Regions from separate parts of the Homo sapiens genome. Here region 2 is linked to region 1. A link is an interaction called in ENCODE POLR2A ChIA-PET data of the cell type or tissue named here. Cell type or tissue: GM12878. All regions are shown on one strand. Links, peaks and the distances in the headings refer to the core of each region. The heading gives the core; the rest is flanking DNA.

Region 1 (11,636 bases), core at 400-8,399:
TAAAGCAGGAGAATCACTTGAACCCAGGAGGCGGAGGTTGCAATGAGTCAAGATTGCACCACTGCACTCCAGCCGAGGTGACAGAGTGAGACTCCGTACCAAACAAAAACAAAAATAAAAAACAAAACACACAAAAAAACCTATCTGTATCAAAAGATTCATGACCTAATCTGGATTACTAAACACAAAGCCATCAGCAACTTCGAAAAAGAAGTTAGTGTTGGTGTTTCATTGCTTTAAACTTGAGTTTCCTCTTTTGACCAGCCTCCCCACATCTCTCTCCCTACTTGCCTTCAAATAGCAAACTCCTGCCTACTCCTTTCTCTCCAAGAATATGCTGTGGGGAAGAAAAGATGAAGATGCGGGAAGATGGGAGAAAAGAATCCTAACATAAGATATAGAAGATACACAACGGGCTAACATCATAATCCAGCTAGTAATAAAACTCTTGGCCAGGTAAGCTGGTTCACACCTGTAATCCCACCACTTTGGGAGGTGTGTGGCAAGAGGATCACGTGAGCCCAAGAGTGCGAGACCAGCCTGGGCAAGATGGTGGGACCCTATCTCTACAAAAATAAGGAAAAAAGGCTGGGCGCAGTGGCTCAGGCCCGTAATCCCAGCACTTTGGGAGGCCAGGGCGGGCTGATCATCTGGGGTCAGGAGTTTGAGACCAGCCTGGCCAACATGGCGAAACCCTGTCACTACTAAAAATACAAAAATTAGGCAGGTAGGCTGGGCGTAGTGGCTCAGGCCTGTAATCCCAGCACTTTGGGAGACTGAGGCACATGGTCAGGAGTTCGAGACCAGCCTGGACAACATAGTGAAACACTGTCTCTACTAAAAATACAAAAATTAGCCGGGAATGGTGGCAGGCGCCTGTAATCCCAGCTACTCCGAAGGCTGAGGCAGGAGAATCGCTTGAACCGGGGAGTCGGAGGTTGCAGTGAGCTGAGATTGTGCCACTGCACTCCAGCCTGGGTGACAGAGTGAGACTCTGTCTCAAAAATAAAAAAATTGGCCAGGCGCAGTGGCTCACGCCTGTAATCCCAGCACTTGGGGAGGCCAAGGCGGGTGGATCACGCGGTCAGGAGATCGAGACCATCCTGGCTAACATGGTGAAACCCCGTCTCTACTAAAAATACAAAAAATTAGCCGGGCGTGGTGGCGGGTGCCTGTGGTCCCAGCTACTTGGGAGGCTGAGGCAGGAGAATGGGGTGAACCTGGGAGGTGGAGCTTGCAGTGAGCCGAGATCGCGCCACTGCACTCCAGCCTGGGCAACAGAGTGAGACTCCATCTCAAAACAAAATAAAAAATAATAAATAAATAAATAAATAAATAAATAAATAAATAAATAAATAAGGCATGGTGGCAGGCGCCTGCAGTCTCAGCTACTTGGGAGGTTGAGGCAGGAGAATCACTTGAACCTGGGAGGCGGAGGTTGCAGTGAGCCAAGATCGCGCCACTGCACTCCAGCCTGGGTGACAGAACAAGACTCCATCTCAAAAGAAAAATGTACAAAAACCAGTCAGGCATGGTGGTGCATGCATGTAGCCCCAGCTACTCAGGAGGCTGAAGCGGGACGATTGCGTGAGCCCAGGAATTCCAGGCTGCAGTGAACTATGATCACACCACTGCACTCTAGCCTGGGTTTTATTTTATCTCTATAAAAAATAAAACCAGTCCAGCACAGTGGCTCACGTCTGTAATCCCAGCACTTTGGGAGGTCGAGGCAGTGGATCACTTGAGGTCGGGAGTTCAAGACCAGCCTGACTAACATGGAGAAACCCCGTCTCTACTAAAAATACAAAATTAGCCAGGCGTGATTGTGCATGCCTGTAATCCCAGCTACTCAGGAGGCTGAGGCAAGAGAATCGCTTGAACCCAGGAGGCGGAGGTTGCGGTGAGCCAAGATCGCCCCACTGCACCCCAGCCTGTGCAACAAGAGTGAAACTCTCTCTCAAAAAAATAAAAATAAATAATAAATAAAACCAAACAAAAATCCACACTTTACAGATAAAACTTTTAAAAACTAAACTCTCTGGCTTCTGCCTATGGACAAATTTACTAATACATTCTATGATGAGCCAAATTTACAAATAAACTGTATAATAAACCAGTCTATAAACTAAAGCAAAAGCCTCAAACATTTTAGTGGAGAAGAATTATTTTACATTTCTCAAAAGCTTAAAATGCCAGGATGGTTAACAGTTTGTGACATCAAGTGTCTTAGCAACTGACTTTTTGATCTAGCATTAGACCTCAATATACTATTTGAACATCTTATCACTAGAAATATTTTTGAGGGAAATCTAACCCATCTAAAAATTTTTTTCACCTCCTAATGCAACAAAGGAAAGAGATTAACCTAACTAGAACATCCTAGGATATACATTTTCTTTCTTTCTTTTTTTTTTTTGAGATGGAGTTTTGCTCCTGTTGCCCAGGCTGGAGTGCAATGGCGCGATCTCGGCTCACCGCAACTTCCGCCTCCCAGGTTCAAGCAATTCTCCCACCTCAGCCTCCCGAGTAGCTGGGATTACAGGCATGCGCCACCATGCCTGGCTAATTTTTTTTTTGTATTTTTAGTAGAGACGGGGTTTCTCCATGTTGGTAAGGCTGGTCTCCAACTCCTGGCCTCAGGTGATCCGCCCACCTCAGCCTCCTTTGCAAAGTGCTGGGATTACAGGCGAGAGCCACCGCGCCCAGCCCTAGGATATACATTTTCAATGAAGAAGATAGTGCCCCTAAGGGGGCAAAACAATCATATTACAGTTTGTGTTCTGCCAAAGGGCCACAGTATATAAACACTTCTTCTTTCTATGTAAATTTTTGCATCCAGTTTTTCTATAAACCTGTTCCACATGCTCCAGCCATTAATTTCCCCTTTATTTATATCACTTGTCTGTGTTAGATAAGCTATCACATTTCTGTGTAATACAGCTCTAGTATTTTTTTTCTTTTTTCTTTTTTTTGATGGAGTCTCACTCTGCTCTTTTTTTTCTTTTTCTTTTTTTTTTTTTGAGACAGAGTTTCACTCTTGTTGCCCAGGCTGGAGTGCAATGGCATGATCCCCGGCTCACCGCAAGCTCCGCCTCCTGGGTTCAAGCCATTCTCCTGGCTCAGCCTCCCGAGTAGCTGGGATTACAGGCATGTGCCACCACACCCGGCTAATTTTGTATGTATTTTTAGTAGAGATGGGGTTTCTCCATGTTGGTTAGGGTGGTCTCGAACTCCCAACCTCAGGTGATCCACCCGCTTCGGCCTCCCAAAGTGCTGGGATTACAGGTGTGAACCACCGCACCCAGCGAGTCTCACTCTGTTACCCAGGCTGGAGTGCAGTGGCACGATCTCGACTCACTGTAATCTCCACCTCCCAGGTTCAAGTGATTCTCCTGCCTCAGCCTCCCGAGTAGCTGGGATTACAACTGCCCACCACCACACCTGGCTAATTTTTGTATTTTTAGTAGAGACGGGGTTTCGCCATGTTGGCCAGGCTGGTCTCAAACTCCTGACCTCAGGTGATCCGCCCACCATGGCCTCCCAAAGTGCTGGGATTACAGGTGTGAGCCACCGTGCCCGGCCTTTTTTTTTTTTTTTTTTTTTTTTCTTTTTTGAGACAGGGTCTCTCTCTGTCGCCCAGGCTGGAGTGCAGTGGCACAATTCCGGCTCACTGCAGCCTCAACCTTCCAGGCTCAAGCAGTCCTTGCACCTCAGCCCCCAGAGTAGCTGGCACTGAGTAAATGGGACAGGCCTGCATGCCACCTTGCCTGCCAGCTAATTTTTTTTTTGGGGGGGGGGGTGGAATTTTAGTAGAGACGAGGTCTTGCTAGGTTGCCCAGGCTGATCTCGAACTCCTTAGCTCTAGTGATCCTCCTGCCTCGGCCTCCCAAAGTGCTGGGATTACAGACATGTGCCACTGAGCCCGGCCAGTTCTAGTATTTCATTAAGTCCCATCTCCCTGGTTAGATGGTGCACTTCTTTAATATGTATTGTGGTTTTTACTCTCAAAATTCAGAAACTATATAACTCAAGGTCCCTAGTTGCATACAGAAACGAACCCTAGTTGATTCAAGCAAAAGATGAAAGGTTAGTAGTGGGTGACTCACTGAATTCCCAGGAAGTCTGGAGAATCAGGCTCAGAAAACAAGCAAGAACAGGAAGAGGCTATACAGTCATAAACCACTTCTAAAATCATGCCATAGGCTGGGCACAGGGGCGCATGCCTGTAATCCCAACACTTTGGGAGGCTGAGATGAGAGGGTCACTGCAGTCCAGGAGTTAAACACCAGCCTCAGCAACATAGTAAGACCCTGTCTCCACAAACAAATAAAAAAATTAGCCAGGTGTAGTGGCATGTGCCTGTAGTACTAGCTACTCATGAGGCTGAGGCGGGAGGACAGCTTGAGCTGAGGAGTTCAAAGCTACAATGGCACTCTGTGCCACAGAGTGAGACCCTGTCTCTAAAAAATATATATTTAAAAAACATCACTCAGTTAGAAAATGGTGAGTCTTTATTCCAGTGGCCAAAGAAAAAAATTAATGAAAATAATAAAAATGAAAAAAAAAGAAAGTGGGCAAAAGACATCCAGATGATTCACTGAAGAGAATACACAGGTGATAAACAAGCACACGAAAATAACTTGAACACTGTTATCATTAGAGAAATGCAAATTAAAACCACATTGAGGTACCATTACATACCTGCCAGGATAGCTAAAATAAAAAATAGAGATAACAGTAAATATTGGCAAGGATGCAAAGAAACTAGATTTCTCACACATTTGCTGGTGGTAATGTAAAATGGTATAGTCACTCTGAAAACCAGTTTCTTAAAAAACTAAACACAATTACCATATGACCCAGCAACTGCACTCTTGGGCACTTGTCCCAGAGAAATGAAAACTTATGTTCACACACACACAAAAAACTGTATATAAATGTGCATAGCCATTTTTTTTCATAATAGTCCCAAACTAGAAACAGCCCAGCTCACCTCCAACACGTATATGGTAAAACAAACTGTGGTATATCTATACCATGGAATACTACCGTTCAGCAACAAAAAGGAATGAACTATTGATACACGCAACAACCTGGATGAATCTCCAGAAAATTATGCTGATTGAAAAAGCCAATCCCAGAAGGTTACATATGGTACGATTCAATTTATATAACATTTTTGTCCAGGCTCATGACTGTAATCCCAGTGCTATGAGAGGTAGAGGCAGGATAATCATTTGAGGCCAGGAGTTCCAGACCAGCCCGGGCAACATAGCAAGACCTCATATCTACAAAAAATTTTAAAAATTAATCAGGGGTGGTGGCATGCGCCTAGCTACTTGGGAGGTTGAGGCAGGAGGATAGTTTGAGGCTAGGAGTTCAAGGTTACTGTAAACTATGATCACATCACTGCACTCAAGCCTGGGTGACAGAGACCCTGTTTCACTTTACATATTTATATAAATAACAGTTTTTTTTTTTTGGAGACGGAGTTTCACTCTGTCGCCCAAGCTGAAGTGCAGAGTACAATGGCATGATCTCGGCTCACTGCAACCTCTGCCTCCCAGGTTCAAGCAATTCTCCTGACTTAGCCTCCTGAGTAGCTGGGATTACAGGCTCATGCCACCATGCCCGTCTAATTTTTGTATTTTTAGTGGAGATAGGGTTTCACCACGTTGGGCAGACTGGTCTCAATCTCATGACCTCAAGTCATCCACCCACCTTGGCCTCCCAAAGTGCTGGGATTACAGGTGTGAGCCACTGCACCGGGCCTAAATAACAGTTTTTATATAACAAAATTTTTGAAATGGAGAACAGGTTAGTGGTTACAAGAGATTAGGGATGGAGGTGGGAATATACTGTGTTCACATGTGCAGGGAAAGTGGGTATGGTATAAAAAAGTTAACACGGCCAGGCGCGGTGGCTCATGCCTATGATCCCAGCACTTTGGGAGGCCAAGGTGGGCAGATCACCTAAGGTCAGGAGTTCGAGGCCAGCCTGGCCAACACGGTGAAACCCCATCTTTACTAAAAATACAAAAAGTAGCCAGGCATGGTGGCGCATGCCTACAATCCCAGCTACTTGGGAGGCTGAGGCAGGAGAATCGCTTGAACCCGGGAGGCGGAGGTTGCAGCAGTGGGCCCAGATCACACCACTGCACTCCAGCCTGGGCGACAGAGCGAGACTCTATCTTAAAAAAAAAAAATAAATAATGCTGGGTGTGGTGGCTCACGCCTGTAATACCACCACTTTGGGAGGCCGAGGTGGGTGGATCACCTGAGGTCGGGAGTTCAAGACCAGCCTGACCAACATGGAGAAACCCCGTCTCTACTAAAAATATAAAATTAGCCGGGTGTGGCAGTGCATGCCTGTAATCCCAGCTACTCGGGAGGCTGAGGGAGGATAATCGCTTCAACCCGGGAGGCAGAGGTTGCGGTGAGCTGAGGTTGTGCCATTGCACTCCAGCCTGGGCAACAAGAGTGAAACTCCATCTCAAAAAAAAAAAAAAAGGTTAATAACAGTGATTGCTGTGTTGATGGAACTGTTCAAAATCTTGACAGTGGTGTGGAAAGAGAAACCTACACGTGATATAAAATTGTATGGAAATAACGACACATACGCAGACATGAACAAGCAAAACAAGGCAAATCTGAGTAAGATTGATGGACTGTATCAATGCCCATTACCTGGCTGTTACACTAGTTTTGGAAAATGCTGCTATTGGAGGAAATTGGGTAAAATGTACAAGGGATCTCTCTGTATTATTTTATGAAACTACATGTGATTCTAGTTATCTCAATAAAACTGTCAATTGAAAGCAAACAAGAAAAATGGGAAACAAGAAAATAGTTGCAATAAATAGAGTAGACAAAAACCACACTGAAACAATAAAGAATTTTAAAAGACTTAAACCCACAAGGAGGGGGATGAACTAGAGAGGAGACAACAATATTTTGGAACGTGGAAAGCAAATGAAGGAATGATAACTGACTAAGCAAACCTAAGAACGCTATATTGAATAATAAGCATGCAACAGAAAAAACTTTGAACTATACCAATCAACACTACAGAATCTTCCCCTAAAAGCTCAGTAACTGGCAGTACCAGATGATGTGAAATCAATGATTTAGGATGAATAACACTGATTGAAAACTATATAAGAAGCAATTATGGCTGGGCACAGTGGCTCATGCCTGTAATCCCAGTACTTTGGGAGGGCTGAGACGGGCAGATGGCTTGAGCCCATGAGTTCGAGACCAGCCTGGACAACATGATGGAACCCCATCTCTACTAAAAATACAAACATTAGCCAGGCGTGGTGGCAAACACTTGTGGCCCCAGCTACTCAGGAGGCTGAGGCAGGAAGATCGCTTAAACGTGGGAGGTAGAGGTTGCAGTCAGCCAAGATTGCGCCACTGCACTCCAGCCTTGGTGACAGAGCAGACTCTGTCTCAAAAAAAAAAAAGCAGCAATTATTTATTTAATTCCTTTTCTCACTCACATACCACCCCCGACCCAAAAAAACTAGAGAGGCTAGTTTCTCAAATAGAGAAAGCTCAAATAGAGGATCTCTGGACCAGGGTGCTCCAGGAATAGTGGAGGACATGAGTACCGTACCTAAAATAAGGAGATTAAATGTGGATTTAAACATACTGAATGCTGAAGGCTGAAGCCCCAGTCCTCTTTTTCACCTAGCTCAAAGAAATCTTTACTCTCCAGGAGGATTGGAAGGGGCTTGTTATTTTTCTAAGAAATCTGGTAAGCCTATAAGGAAACACCTAACGATCTTGACATCTGGGGTTTCCCAACTTAACAGTCATCTCGCTGTGAAGCTCACCATAAAGATGTCCTGCAAATGCACTCACAGCTTCAAATATAACTTTCAGCGCTCCATCTTAAAGATGTTTAAAACGTGAGCAGACAACCAAGTACTACCAGATATCTGAGGAATGCCTCTAACAAAAAAGACAGAGAACAAAACCAGCATTTCATAAATCAGTCAACTGAGGCTCACATCAGCTAAAAATGAGATTAGTATTTACCATACTGCACATTTCATTCATATGTTTAATAAATATTTATTGGGCCAGGTACTATTATAGGTGCTTGAGAAACAAAGATTCACAAAGCAAAACAAAAGAAAACAAAATCTCTGCCTTGGTAGAGTTTACATTCTAGCAGATAGATAATAAACAATAAGCATAATAAAGTATACACATAGTAAATTAAAAAGATTAGTGCTTCGAGAAAAAATAATGGGATAGGATAAAAGGAGGGTACAGAGGTGGTTGCAAATTTCAAATAGGTTGACATTTGAGTGAAGACTTGAGAGAGATGAGGGAGTTGGCCATGCTACGTACTTCTCTGTGATAAAAGAATTCTAGTAGCCAGAACCTTCGATGTAAGAGACCTAAGGCAAGAGGAGCTGCATTTCAAGGAACAGCAGAATCCAGTAGGGCTGGAGGGGCATGCTAGTAGGGAGAAATAGGAGATAAGGCCATAGAGGTATGGCAGAGAGAAGCACAGATCATGTGGATCATTGACTTTTTCTCTGAATGAAATTAAGAGCCAATGGAGGGTTCTGAGCAAAGAAGTGATAATGAATGGACAAGTTTCAAAGAATCATTTTGGCTGCTGTGCTAAGAACAGACTATATGGAAGCAAGGGACATAGGTTAGAAAGAGAGAGAATGGAATTTCTAAGAATGTTAGAGTTGACAAGGGTGTTGGAAGTAATTTTTTTTCCCAAGTCTTTCATTTTAGAGATGAGGAAACTGAGGCCCACAACATTGCGTTTTCCAAGGTCATGTGTTAAAGTCTGAAATAAGGCTGGGCACAATGGCTCAAATTTCTAATCCCAGCACTTTGGGAGGCTGAGGTGGGAAGTTCTTGAGCTCAGGAGTTCAAGACCCGCCTGGGCAACATAGGGAGACCCCGTCTCCACAAAAAATATAAAAAATTAGCTGGGCATGGTGGCTCACATTTGTAGTCCCAGCTACTTGGTAGGCTGAGGTGGAAGGATCACTTGAACCCAGAAGGCGGAAGTTGCAGTGAGCCATGATTGTCGCCACTGCACTGCAGCCTGGGTGACAGAGCGAGACTGTCCCAAATAATAATAATAATAATGTCTGGAATAATCCACTTTGCATTTGTGTAGCTTTTTCAGTGTTTTTAGGTTTATCATCTCATCTTGTATTCAGCAATCCTCTGGGCAGTTCATAGGGCAGCTGATAACTGACATTAATTTGGCCAAAATAGCTGGCCAAAATTAGGGACCAGGTCTAGAATATCCTCTCAGTACTCAATATAAAGCTATTAACTACATAGGGAGTGAATCTGCCATCTTGCCCATAATATCACAAAGTGCTAAATAACCTAAGTAATTCAAGTAATGGAAATGACTCATTTCTGCTGATCTAATTCCATGGTCCCACAGGAGAGCTATAGGTATTAAATGCAGTACATGTATGTTAAGTGGAATGATATACATTACAAATTAGGAAAAAGAGTAATTCTGAGGCAAATAGGAAAAAGTGATTTTGTTACACATGATATTGTGAGCTCAGGTCTCTTTCCCATCTTCTTTCTTTCCTACCCAAGTCTCATCCTGCAAGGTCTTTCTCAGATTTGAAAGCAGCTGATAAACAACTAATTTCCTTAAGATGGCTGTTGATAATAGCTCAAAGTATTACTTCTCTCTAGGGGTATGTATACTTTAATAGAAAACTCAAAACCTTCAATTCCAAAGGAACTGCAGTCAAGTTAGCAGGGAATATTATACTGAAGACCTCTTGGCAGTTACTCAAATCCCATTAAATAAATTCAAACTCAACAACTGTTTATTGTTATCTACCATACTGTCAGTCACAAAGATAAGACATCGTTCTTGCCCTTAAGATGCTAAGAATGGAAGAAGACCACACAGAAAATACTAGCTTTTGTTTATTGAATCCCTACTAATATTAAGCATTGAGCTAACTACTTTCCATGGGCAATAAGTATCAAGTATTATACTTAGCACAGTGATTAGCAAATAATGTATGTTCAATATATTGTAGCCGTGATAGTATAATTATAACCTTTGTAATTGCATTTAATCTTCACTTCTGCTCTATAAAGTAGTTATCAGTGTTACTTTACAGATAAAAGGAAACTGAGGCCCAGAGGCTAGGTAATATGCTCAAAGTCACACAGCTATTAGGAGCTAGGATTCAGGCCCAGCACGGTGGCTCATGCCTGTAATCCCAGCACTTTGAGAGGCAAGCGGATCACTTGAGGTCAGGAGTTTGAGACCAGCCTGGCCAACATGATGAAACCCCATCTCTACCAAAAAATACAAAAATTAGCCAGGCGTGGTGGCATGGGCCTGTAGTCCCAGCTAGTCGGGAGGCTGAGATGGGAGAATCACTTGACCCTGGGAGGCAGAGGTTGCAGTGAGCCGAGATCACACCACTGCACTCCAGACAGGGTGACAGAGTTTAAAAAAAAACCAAGGCCAGGTGCAGTGGCTCACGCCTTGTAATCCCAGCACTTTGGGAGGCCGAGGTGGGTGGATCACCTGAGGTCGGCAGTTCAAGACCAGCCTGACCAACATGGAAAAACCCCGTCTCTACTAAAAATACAAAATTAGCCAGGCGTGGTGACGCATGCCTGTAATCCCAGCTACGCAGGAGGCTGAGGCAGGAGAATCACTCAAACCCAGGAGGCAGAGGTTGTGGTGAGCCGAGGTTGCACCATTGCACTCCAGCCTGGGTAACAAGAGTGAAACTCCGTCTCAAAAAAGTCTCTGCTCCTCCTGTTCGACAGACAGCCACATATTCTCTCGCATTGGCAGCTGCATCCCTGAGACACCATGGGTAAGGTGAAGGTCAGAGTCAACAGATTTGGTCGTACTGGGTGCCTGGTGCACCATGACTGCTTTTAACTCTGGTAAAGTGGATATTGTTGCCATCAATGACCCCTTCATTGACCTCAACTACATGGTCTACATGTTCCTGTATGATTCTACACATGGCAAATTCCATGGCACCGTCAAGGCTGAGAACGGGACGCTTGTCATCAATGGAAACCCCATCACCCATTTTCCAGGACCAAGATCCCTCCAAAATCAAATGGGGTGATGCTGGCGCTGAGTACGTCGTAGAGTTCACTGGTGTCTTCACCACCATGGAGAAGGCTGGGGCTCACTTGCAGGGGGGAGCCAAAAGGGTCAACATCTCTGTCCTCTCTGTTGATGCCCCCATGTTTGTGATGGGCGTGAACCATGAGAAGTATGACAACAGCCTCAAGATCGTCAGCAATGCCTCCTGCATCACCAACTGCTTAGCGCCCCAGCCAAGGTCATCCATGACAACTTTGGTATCATAGAAGGATTCATGACCACAGTTCACACCATCACTGCCACCCAGACTATAAATGGCCCCTCCGGGAAACTGTCACGTGATGGCTGCAGGGCTCTCCAGGACATCATCCCTGTCTCTACTGGCGCTGCCAAGCCTGTGGGTAAGGTCATCCCTGAGCTGAACGGGAAGCTCACTGGCATGGCCTTCCATGTCCCCACTGCCAATGTGTCAGTGGCGGACCTGACCTGTCGTCTGGAAAAACCTGCCAATATGATGACATCAAGAAGGTGGTGAA
Region 2 (11,636 bases), core at 2,235-10,234, 58 kb before region 1:
TTTCTTCCTTCCTCCCTCCCTCCCTCCCTCTTCTCCCGCCCCCACCCCCGCCATCCCTGCTTTCTTTCTTTCTTTCAGAGATGGGATCTTGCTCTGTTACCCAAGCTGGGGTACAGTGGCACAATCTTGGCTCACTGCAAACTCTGCCTCCCGGGTTTAAGTGATTCTTGTGCCTCAGCCTTCGAGGAGCTGGGACTACAGGCGTGCTGCCACCACACCTGGCTAATTTTTCTGTTTTTTTTTTTCTTTTTTTTTTTTTTTTTGAGACACAGCCTCGCACTGTCGCCCAGGCTGGAGTGCAGTGGCGCATTCTCTGCTCACTGCAACCTCCGACTCCAGGGTTCATGCCATTCTCCTGCCTCAGCCTCCTGAGTAGCTGGGACTACAGGTGCCCGCCACCATGCTCAGCTAATTTTTTGTATTTTTAGTAGAGACAGGGTTTCACCGTGTTAGCCAGGATGGTCTCGATCTCCTGACCTCGTGATCCGCCAGCCTTGGCCTCCCAAAGTGCTGGGATTATAGGCGTGAGCCACCTCACCTGGCTAATTTTTCTATTTTTTAGAGATGGGGTTTCGCTGTGTTGGCCAGGCTCGTCTTGAACTCCTGGACTTATCTGCCCACCTTGGCCTCCCAAACTGTTGGGACCACAGGCATGAGCCACCGTGCCTGGCCACGAAGTTTCATTTTAGATTAGATTAATTGGCAAACAAATAATCATAACAGAAGTGAACAAAGGACTGCAAGTATCCTGCCCAGGGAATAACTGCCAGAGGGAATAGGGATGACTCAATGCTGGAGTGGACCTAAAGAATAAGTAGTAGTTTCCCAAGAAAAGAAGAAAGCATATTCCAGGCAGAAGGAACAGCCTCTTCAAAGGCACACAGGCATGAACAAACACAATGTATTTAAAGAACAACAAGCTGCTTGGTTTGGTTAAAGAGTACAGGGAGAGTTAAATTGGGACTTAACCTTGCAGGTATTAAGAAGCCACTGAGGAATGAAAGAAAGGGTATGATGTTATTGTATCTGTATATCCAAAGGTAAAATTAATAGAAGGAGGGGAGTAAACTAGAGAGATTGAAAAGGAGGGCTCCTAGGAATAAAAACATAAGTAAGAATGATCAGAAGTAGGGGGATAAAGGGAAGAACCCAAGAGACATTCAGGACCTTTAAGCAATTTGACTTTGCAAGGCATCAGACATGTAGGTAATCAGTAAAGGAATTAGGTATGATTAGAATTTCTGATTAAGATGGCTGAGAGATGATTTACTGCACAAATATTTACTGAGCAACTGATACATGCCAGGCACCAGTCTAGGCACTGAGAATACAGCTATGAACAAACAGACAAACATCTCAGTCTTTGGAGCTTAAATCTGAGTGAATGACAGTCCATCACTGAAAGAAAAAGAAAAAAAACAGGTTTGGTTTTGGTTTGGAGGGAGGGTGCAGAGATTAATGCAATTAGGTGTTTTTAAAATTTTTTACTTTTTTGTTTGATATCTTCTCAAAAACCAAAAAAAAAAAAAAAAAAAAAAAAAAAACCACCACAAAATAACTTTTTTTTTTACTTTGCTCAGTTGCCAGCACTACAGGAAAGAGAAGCCTGGAAGTACATTATGGGAAAAGAAGTAGATAGGTCTTCAGTGTAAAATCTGAAGGGGTCATGTGAGTATTTTTAAGGATTCAATAATATACATAAACACAAATAAAAACACAGTATATTTCCCATCTATTTGGCAAAGATGAGAGAGTTGAACATATCCCAGTTGGTAAGAGTATGTAAAAACAATAGGGACTTTTATGCAGTATTGGTTGGTGCCTTCTCTAGAGGGCAGTTTGGCAATATGTATCAAAATATAAAATGCACATGTTCTTTTGTCCCAAAATTCAATTTCTAGGATTTGTATCAAGAAGATAACAGGATATATATATATATATATATATATATATATATATATATATATATACACACACAAAGATGTATGATGGACAGTTTTCTTCAATGTTGTTTTTAATAGCCAAACCAAAAAATAACCACAAAACCAGAAACAATCTATAGGTCCATCATAGCATAGATCCCTATCTACATCAATGACATATCTACAACATATTTTTTAGTGAATTAAAGGAAAAAGTATGATGGAGCATGTACTATATTGGCCCATTAATGTTAAATTTAACTCTACTTTTTGTTTGAGAAGTGTTAGAAAATTAAAAAATTAAAGATAAATAAAAATAAACTGATCTATACATAAGTATATACAACTCATAAAATGCGTAGATCAGCAGATAGAGGCTGGATGTGGTGTCTCATGCCTGTAGTCCCAGCACTTTTGGAGGTTGAAGCAGGTGGATCACTTGAGGCCAGGAGTCTGAGACCAGCATGGACAACATGGTGAAAACCTGTCTCTATCAAAAATACAAAAAATTAGCCAGGCGTGGTGGTGCATACCTGTAATCCCAGGTATTTGGGTGGCTGAGGCACAAGAATCGCTTGAACCCAGGAGGCAGAGTTTGCAGTGAGCTGAGACCGTGCCACTGCACTCCAGCCTGGGTGACAGAGCGAGACTATCTCAAAACAAAACAAAGCAGATAGAATTAGAGGTTTAGATCTGGAAGGATGTTCTAGCCATCATGTCTATAGTAATATTCTAGATGATTTTTACTTTCTCTTATGTTTTTTGGCATTTAATTTTTCATTACATTGATAATTTATTTTTCTAGTTTAAAATGCTCTTTTTATTTTGAAAGAAAAGGAAGGAATATTTATATACATAGTGAAGGCTTACTATAAGGGTAGGGTAGGTAAGGGAAGAGATTGAGAATAGTGTGACATATAAGTAGATGGGGGAGGCAGAAGGGTAAGGACATTAAGTCAGAAGATCCACTGCACAGGTCACTGGGTGGTCCTGTGAGCTGGGGATGGGGCAGTATCTCTGTGACCTTCCTAGAGCAGATAGATATTCATAACCTAAAGATAGCCTGTATTCATTTGATTCTGGTTGTCTAGAACCAAGCAGCATCTTCCACATTTATGCAAATATGCAAGATCTTTGTTGAGAAATAAACAACAATATCAAACCCCTCTCTGTGGCAACCAGAATCCTATCTGGAACAGGGCCAGAAAAAGCCATGTTTTCAGCACTTCAGAGAAAACTGCCGCTGCTGCTTATCAAATTAAAATGCAAAGCAGATCACTCCAGTGTCATTGGGAACTGTCAGAAAGGGATTATGGTTCCCACCCCAAGGATGCAGGTCAGCTAAACAATACCCATCTTCCTGTGCTGAGAAGGAGGGAGAAGGAGGAGAAAGATTAGGTCTGTTTCCAAATAGCAGTCCCTCCTGCTTGTTACCGTGGTAACCTCCTTTCCCTGAGCTGCTCTCATTTGTCTCTCTCTGCCTGACCTTCATGTTGCTTTGACAGTAACTGAGGAGGAAAAGTGCCCGTCTGCCAGCTAAGCACTCAAGCTGAGGGCACTGAGCAAGAAAAAGAGGCACTCAAAGTCCCTCTCATTCTAGACTCTAAACTGTGACCTTAGAGTGATTAGAGTCCTGAAAGAGGTTTCTGGTGGCCCTTGTCATTCCATCCTTCCTCCCCTGTGCTCAGGGCCATCTCATTTCTTGGATATACCCTTTAAGTGTCAGGAATCTGGTCAGAGTCAAGTGGGTAGGTGAGAAGTCACAGAGAAGAGAAAAAACAAGGCACAACAAGCTGAAGAACAGAGATAATAAAATATTAATTCAAAACTGCCTAAGACAACTATCAGCATAGCAGTTAAGTACAGCTTTTAGTTTCCCTTTCTCTTCAGGATTTGTGCCGTATTTTCAGTCAGTAGAGGTGTAAGGGCAATTAAGGTACTTGGGGCAGGGTTGGTGAAAGGGTACAAATAGTGCTTTTTAATGTTTTTCAAGCCTAGGATAACAGAACCCAACCATTTAACAAATAATTATTGAGTACTTCTTATGTATGGCTCCTATGCTATACACACTGAGTATAGGTGGTAAACGAAAGGGACTGGTAAGTAAATACAAATTAGATATAAATTAGAAACTGCTATTAGGAGACAAATAGGTCATGTGATAAGAGAACAATGAGAAGGGAGCTACCTTGGGTAATCAGAGATGGCATCTCTAAGGCTGGATTTAAACTGAGGCCCAAAAGATGAGAAGGAGCCATCCATGTGAAGAGCCAAGGGATAAGCACTATAGGCAGAGGGAACAGCATATGCAAACTCCTAAGGCAAGAAAGAGCTTGGCATAGAGCACGGTGGCTCACGCCTGTAATCTCAGCACTTTGGGAGGCTGAGTTGGCCAGATCACAAGGTCAGGAGTTTGAGACTAGCCTGGACAATATGGTGAAACCCCATCTCTGCTAAAAATACAAAAAAATTAGCCGGGCATGGTGGTGCATGCCTGTAATCCCAGCTACTCTGGAGACTGAGTCAGGAGAAGTGCTTGAACCTGAGAGGCAGAGGGTGCAGTGAGCTGAGATCGCGCCGCTGCACTTTAGCCTGGGGCAACAGAGCGAGACTCCATCTCCAAAAGAAAAAAAGAAAGAGCTTGGCATATATTTATATATTTGAGGTCCATATTTCATTTCATATTACTAGACACACCATGGAAAAACAAGTCTGCTGATTCTAGAAGCTCAAGAGGCTGAGGGAATGGGCAACATTAAAACAGCTAGCCAAATGTTATCCAGTGATTTCACAAATAATTTATTTATTAAGCTACCAATCATGAAGATACTATGGACAGCCCACTTATCCAAAGTCTGAGAAAAATAAGAGCTATGATGGTGGGGTCAGTTTTCTGTCAATAGCAGTCACTGTCATTCCAAATGACACTTACTATGAGAGCAGGACTGATTTCCATTACTTAAATGGCATCCTCAAACCCATTTAAGACTTTGCCCCAAACCTCCTTAAAGTGATTTACACATTGGAGTAATTATCTTACAAAGGAGGTGGGAAGGGGCCAGGTTTTAGTCCCAGTTTTTTACCATTTATCTGTATAACCTTAAGTAAGTCACTTCACTTCTCCAAACTTCAAGACATGAGGTAGTTGGATGTTATGACCCCTAAGGATATTGTATTAGGGCTTGTTCAGCTAGAAATGATAGAAAAACCACTGCCAACCTGACTTAAAAAGAGAATTTAGTGGCTCTCGTGTAACTGAAAAAGTCTATATCACACATGACCTGATGTACGGGCTCAAATGATGTCTTCGGGCCCAATTTCAAACCCTCCCTCTCTTGGTGTTTTCTCTGGCACAGCTGCATTGTCAGCCAGGATCTCCTCCTAGGTGGCAAGGTGGCTGTAGCACTTCGATTTTTTTTTTTTTTTTTTTGAGACGGAATCTTCCTCTGTCGCCCAGGCTGGAGTGCAGTGGCATGATCTCAGCTTACTGCAACCTCTGCCTCCCGGGTTCAAGTGATTCTCCTGCCTCAGCCTCCCAAGTAGCTGGCATTTCAGATGCCCACCACCACGCCCGGCTAATTTTTGGTATTTTTAGTAGAGACGGGGTTTCACCATGTTGGCCAGGGTGGTCTCAAACTCCTGACCTCAGGTGATCCACCTGTCTTAGCCTCCCAAAGTACTGAGATTACAGGCACGAGCCACCGCGCCCGGCCCAAATTTTATAAACTCACAGCTCCAAACCCAGTAGAAAGAGACACATTCTTTTCTTTTTTCTTTTTTTTTTTTTTTGAGACGGAGCCTCGCTCTGTTGCCCAGGCCGGACTGTAAGCTCCACTTCCCGGGTTCACGCCATTCTCCTGCCTCAGCCTCCCGAGTAGCTGGGACTACAGGCACCCGCCACTGCGCCCGGCTAATTTTTTGTATTTTTAGTAGAGACGAGGTTTCACCTTGTTAGCCAGGATGGTCTCGATCTCCTGACCTCATGATCCACCCGCCTTGGCCTCCCAAAGTGCTGGGATTACAGGCGTGAGCCACCGCGCCCGGCCGAGACACATTCTTTTCTAATCACACTAACAAAAATCCTTACGTTCATTCTGATTGGACCAGCTTCTGGAGTTTAAAATCAATGGCCCTCAAAATCTTTACATTTTGTGACCAGGTGCAGTGGCTCATGCCTGTAATCCCAGCACTTTGGGAGGCTGAGGCAGGCAGACTGCTTGAGCTCAGGAGTTAGAGACCAGGCTGGGCAACATGGTGAAACCCGGTCTTTACCAACAATACAAAAAAAAAATTAGCCAGATGTGGTGTTAAGAGCCTGTAGTCCCAGCTACTGAGGTGGCTGAGGTGAGAGGATCACCTGAGCTCAGGAGGTGGAGGTTGCAGTGAGCTGAGATCACACCACTGCACTCCAGCCTGGGTGACAGAGTGAGACCCCGTGTCAAAAAAAAAAAAAAATTTTGAGCATTCTCCAAGTCTTCGCCTTTTCTGGTTTTAATTTAAAACAAACAAACAAAAAAAACAAAACAAAACATAGTGCATATGTAGTTTTTGTCTGCCCAGAATCCCTCTTTTCTGCAGAAAACTGCCTTACTCCCACTCCACGTGTTCCTAGTAAGATAACAATCACAGTGCCCTTTCAGCTACCTGGCTCTGGGAGTGGGTTCAGTATCAACCTATTCTTTCAGTTCTTCTAAAGTAAACTGCTGATGGAATATTTCTTTAGTCTTTCAAGAGGGCAGAGCCATGCTTCTTCCTTAATATGTGTGTTCATGACATAAAACCCTTCAAACCTCTCCTAATCTTAAAAGTATTAAATGTTTACATCTTCCTCAAACATAATACTTGATTGACAGTCAAGGAGTTCCAACACAAAACTATTAATATGGCGAGACAGCAAACACCAACCCTTCTTATCCACTCAATTATACTATGAAATGAGTTATGGTTGAATCATCAGAATGTTCTGGAATGGCTGGGTACAGTGGCTTACACCTGTAATCCCAGCACTGTAGGCAGGTGGATCACTTGAGTCTAGGAGTTTGAGACCAGCCTGGGCAACATGGTGAAACCCTGTACCTACAAAAAATATATAAAACATTAGCCAGGTATGGTGGCACGCACCAGTAGTCCCAGCTACTGGGGAAGCTGAGGTGGGAGGATTACGTGAGTCTGGGAGGCGGAGGTTGCAGTGAGCTGTGATTGCACCACTGCACTCCAGCCTGGGCGAGAGAACAAGACCCTGTCTCAAAAACAAACAAGAGAACATTCTGGATGACTTATTTCTCCTAGAACAACTAGATTTTTCAGACTATGAAAGGTTATCAGAATTTCACTGCATCGTGAACATTTTTGTGTCAATTAGCTATAACTTAAAACATTATTTTTATTTATTTATTTAAGTACAATTTCCATTTTATTTTTCTCCAGAGAATAGCCTGTCTTCAGTCTTTAAGAACTCACCTCCTTACATGGGCTTTGGTGGGGGACGTGGGGCAGCACCCGCAGGTCTAAATCGGGGTGGGGGTGTTCGGTCCTTGCGGGCTTCACGAGATCGATTCCTGACTACTTTGCTGTGAATTGCACAACTCACACAGTAATGCAGCTTCACATACAGCTTGGGAAGCACATAGGCATCGAAGACGCTCGCTTCAGAAATGTCCCTGACTGCTGCGGACTCCACTATGTTTCGAATGACGAATTTCTTAATGGCCTTGTCTTTGGGCACGCATCGGGCACAGTTAGTGCAGCGAATAGGCTGCATGTGGCCGCGGCCCTTTTTGGCACGACCATTGTTCCTTCTTTTCTTTGTCATCTTGGAGGCACGGACCGGAGAGAGCAAAAACATTATTTTTATTTTATTTATTTATGTAATTTTTTGAGACAAGAGTCTTGCTCTGTTGCCCAGGCTGGGGTGCAGTGGCGCGATCCCAGCTCACTGCAACTTTTGCCTCCTAGATTCAAGCAATTCTCCTGCCTCAGCCTCCCAAGCAGCTGGTATTTCAGATGCCGGGCTAATTTTTTTTTTTTTTTTTTTTAAGTAGAAATGGGGTTTCATCATGTTGGCCAGTCTGGTCTTGAACTCCTGACCACAGGTGATCTGCCTGCTTTGGCCTCCCAGAATGCTGGGATTGCGGGCCTCGTGAACCACCATGCCTGGCCAACTTAAAACATAATTTTAAATGCTTGAACAGAATTATTACCATTATTATTTTTTTGAGACAGTCTCACTCTGTCATGCAGGCTGGGGTGTAGTGGCGAGATCCCAGCTCACTGCAGCCTCCACCTTCTGGGTTGAAGCAATTCTCGTGCCTTAGCCTCTCAAGTAGCTAGGATTACAGGCACCTGCCACCAGAGCTGGCTAAATTTTCATATTTTTAGTAGAGATGGGGTTTCACCAAGTTGGCCAGACTGGTCTCAAATTCCTGGCCCCAAGTGATCCAACTGCCTTGGCCTCCCAAAGTGCTGGGATTATAGGCGTGAGCCACCATGCCCAGCTGAATAGAATTATTTTGAACAAACCAACCACGATTCATTTAACCAATTAACTATAGATGGATATTTAGGTTGTCCTAATTTTCACTTGTATAAACAAGGCTGAGAGAAATATCTTTTTTTTTTTTTTCTTTGAGGCAGGGTCTTCCCTCTGCTGACAGGCTGGAGTGCAGTGATGTAATCATGGCTCACTACAGCCTTGACCCCCAGAGCTCCAGTGATCCAGTGATCTATCTCAGTCTGCCAAGTAGCTGAGACCACAGGCACATTCCACCAGCTGATTAAAAAAAGGCCGGGTGTGGTGGCTGACACTCGCAATCCCAGCACTTTGGGAGGCCAAGGCGGGCGGATCACCTGAGGTCAGTTTGAGACCAGCCTGGCCAACATGGTGAAACCCCATCTCTACTGAAAATAGAAAAATTAGCTGGGCGTGGTGGTGTGTGCCGGTCGTCCCAGCTACTTGGGAGGCTGAGGCAAGAGAATCACTTGAACCCGGTGCACGGTAGGTCGAGATCGTGCCACTGCACTCCAGCCTAGTGACAGACCAAGACTCTGTCTCAAAAAAAAAAAAAAATTATTTTTAGTAGAGATAGGACCTCACCATGTTGCCTAGGCTGTTCTCAATCTCATGGGCTCAAGCGATCTACCCACCTCAGCCTCCCAAAGTGCTGGGATTATAGGCATGAGCCACCATGCCTGGCTGAGAGAAATATCTTTGCACCTGTTTCACTAGTTTCATAGGGTGAAGTCCTACATATAAGCAAGTAAAAGGGTATGCACATTTTGAGGCTTTTTTTAAAACATTTTTTATAGAGACAGGGTCTCGCTTTGTTGAGGAGGCTGTTTTTGTTTGTTTGTTTGTTTGTTTTTTGAGATAGAGTCTGTCTCTGTCGCCCAGGCTGGAGTGCAGTGGCGCGATCTTGGCTCACTGCAACCTCTGTCTCCTGGGTTCAAGCGATTCTCCTGCCTCAGCCTCCTGAGTAGCTGGGACTACAGGTGCATGCCACCACACTCAGCTAATTTTTGTATTTTTAGTAGATACGGGGTTTCACCATGTTGGCCAGGATGGTCTCGATCTCTTGACCTCATGATCCGCCAGCCTTGGTCTCCCAAAATGCTGGGATTGCAGGCGTGAGCCACTGCACTTGGCCTCGGAGGCTGGTCTTGAACTCCTGGGCTCAAGCAATCCTCCCAAGCTCAGCCTCCCAAAGTGCTGGGATTACATGCATAAACGAGCATGCCCGGCCTTTAAGGCTTTTCGATACATACTACTCAACCAACTTCCAGGCTTTCTGGAACTTAAAGAAAACTCTATGGTATTGCCTACATTTCCAGGGTAGTTTATTTACTCTTCTCAGGACCTTTTTAAGGTATTATCAGAAATGTACAAAGTTTTCTACTTTTGAACCTATTTGTCTTTATCTTCAAGGGATAACATTTTGTGTTTGTTTTTAATGCCAACAAACACAAAATGGTTATGGTTAGTATAACCATTACCTTGTAAACTGACATTGAAAGCTACTGCTCTTATCTTAAGGAGGTCTATATTGATTTCTGGATTCCTTTCCTGGGTTACATGACTACTCTAAACCCAGATACATATATATATACATATATATATATGCATGTATATGTGTGTGTGTGTTATGTGTATGTAAAATAAATATATATTTTCTATATATGAAGGCCAGGTGGCTCACGTGGGCAATTCCAGCACTTTGGGAGGCCAAGGTGGATGGATCATCTGAGGCCAGGAGTTCAAGACCAGCCTGGCTAACATGGCAAAACCCCAACTCTACTAACACAAAAATTAGCTGGGTGTGGTGGCACACACCTTTAATCCCAGCTACTCAGGAAGCTGAGGCAGTAGAATCACTTGAAACCAGGAAGCAGAGGTTGCAGTGAGCTGATATCATGCCACTGCACTCTAGCCTGGGTAACAGAGCAAGAACCCCTCTCTCAAAATAAAGAGCAAAAGAGAGAGAGAGATCAATTTATCCCATACGCTCTCTCCCCTACTAATATGTATGACCTTATATTTATTCATAGATAATATTAAAATAGTTCCGACCCAAAAACTTCAATACTGAGCACAATTTAAATCCTTCTTAAACCAGGACAATAAAAGGCTAGATTTCCTAGTATACAGGTTGGGAGTTCAGATTTCTAATCAGCAAGTAGTTGGCAGCCAGGAAAGATTTAAGTTCATAAATGAGGACCATGTGCAGTGTGTTTTTTTCTTACCTTCTCCATCCAGCCCAAATTCAGCTCTTCAACTTTCTAGCAAACTTGAATAATGTTTTAGCTTTAATCACAACAAGTATGATCAACCATACCACATCTAATTTTTTACCAGTATCCATTAGTCTCAATTTTCACTATCGCTTATCTGTGAATACTATCAAGAGCTTTCCAAAAGCATCGAGTTTTTCCTGCCAAATCTCTATAATCTCTTTAACTGTCTGGGTCTGTTTACAGTATGTAAAAATTTTTAGCCATTTAATTTATAATTTTAATCTTATAGAAAAATCTCACAAAAAAGTATATTCCTGAGAAGCTCCACAGATGTGGACTACTTTAGGAAGAAGTAAAGGAGGGCCTTGGTTAAGAACAGATGAGATAAGGAAAGAAATACTATTCAAATAGAAGTAAAGGGGATGAAGATAAATAGGAGATAATGATTACGACAAATGGACTTTGAAGATAGCCATCTTGGCTTTAAATAGAGCCTCCACTACTGGCTGTGCAACTTTAGGCAAGTTATTTAACTTCTTTAAGCCACAATTTTCTTGTTAGTAAAATAAAAATTATGCTAGTGTGTATTGCATAGAGCTACTGCAATAATTAAAGGAAATATATAAGAAGCATTTGGTATTGCTGCCTGGAACATAGTCTGATAAAATGCTGCTGCTGCTGCTGCTGAAGTTTCTGTTGTTATTAAATGTGCCCTAGGGATCCTCCAAAAAGGGCTTCATCCACTGACCTTTATCTCAGAACTATGATTAGCCTGATATCAGTAGGTCTTTTCAGGCTAAGAACAGGTCAGAAGTTGGCTACTAAACCATCAATTAAAAAAATCAGTTGAGTTCTTCTCCTTTTTTAGCTTCTCAAGACCACCCTTATTTCAGGTTGGAACATGTCCACACAAGGCAGGGACATCCTCCACAATTCCTGTACCAGTCTACACTGGGCTCCATCAGAAGAGCTAAAATGGAACTAGCT

What was found. ChIA-PET counts read pairs that join two places held together with the same protein. Peaks named below come from ENCODE experiments on the same cell type or tissue, not always from the same donor. Only the 100,000 strongest peaks of a DNase experiment are listed, where the experiment ranks them.
Region 2: POLR2A ChIA-PET joins it to region 1 with 10 read pairs; 10 of 35 experiments call an interaction of 5 or more read pairs at or near these places.

Annotation. Positions count from the first base shown.
Region 1 is chr15:64,528,887-64,540,522 of GRCh38, reverse strand. The region is part of intron 2 of ZNF609 (zinc finger protein 609); the gene reads right to left. It also overlaps the pseudogene GAPDHP61. Among named protein-coding and RNA genes, the nearest start is that of ZNF609, 74 kb to the right of the region's middle. RefSeq lists enhancers at 221-721, 722-1,222, 10,970-11,636. In GM12878, for the core only: no CTCF peak of the experiment used is centred there; a DNase peak (open chromatin) is centred at 4,776; H3K4me3 peaks cover 1,358 bases; H3K27ac peaks cover 1,608 bases.
Region 2 is chr15:64,589,077-64,600,712 of GRCh38, reverse strand. All of the region lies in intron 2 of ZNF609 (zinc finger protein 609), which reads right to left. It overlaps LOC101930091 (a long non-coding RNA gene), which reads left to right. Exons shown (of 5, transcript XR_007064678.1): 4 at 1,581-1,668. It also overlaps the pseudogene RPS26P50. Among named protein-coding and RNA genes, the nearest start is that of OAZ2, 110 kb to the left of the region's middle. RefSeq lists a silencer at 1,157-1,357 and an enhancer at 3,683-3,732. In GM12878, for the core only: no CTCF peak of the experiment used is centred there; a DNase peak (open chromatin) is centred at 3,379; H3K4me3 peaks cover 1,285 bases; H3K27ac peaks cover 1,400 bases.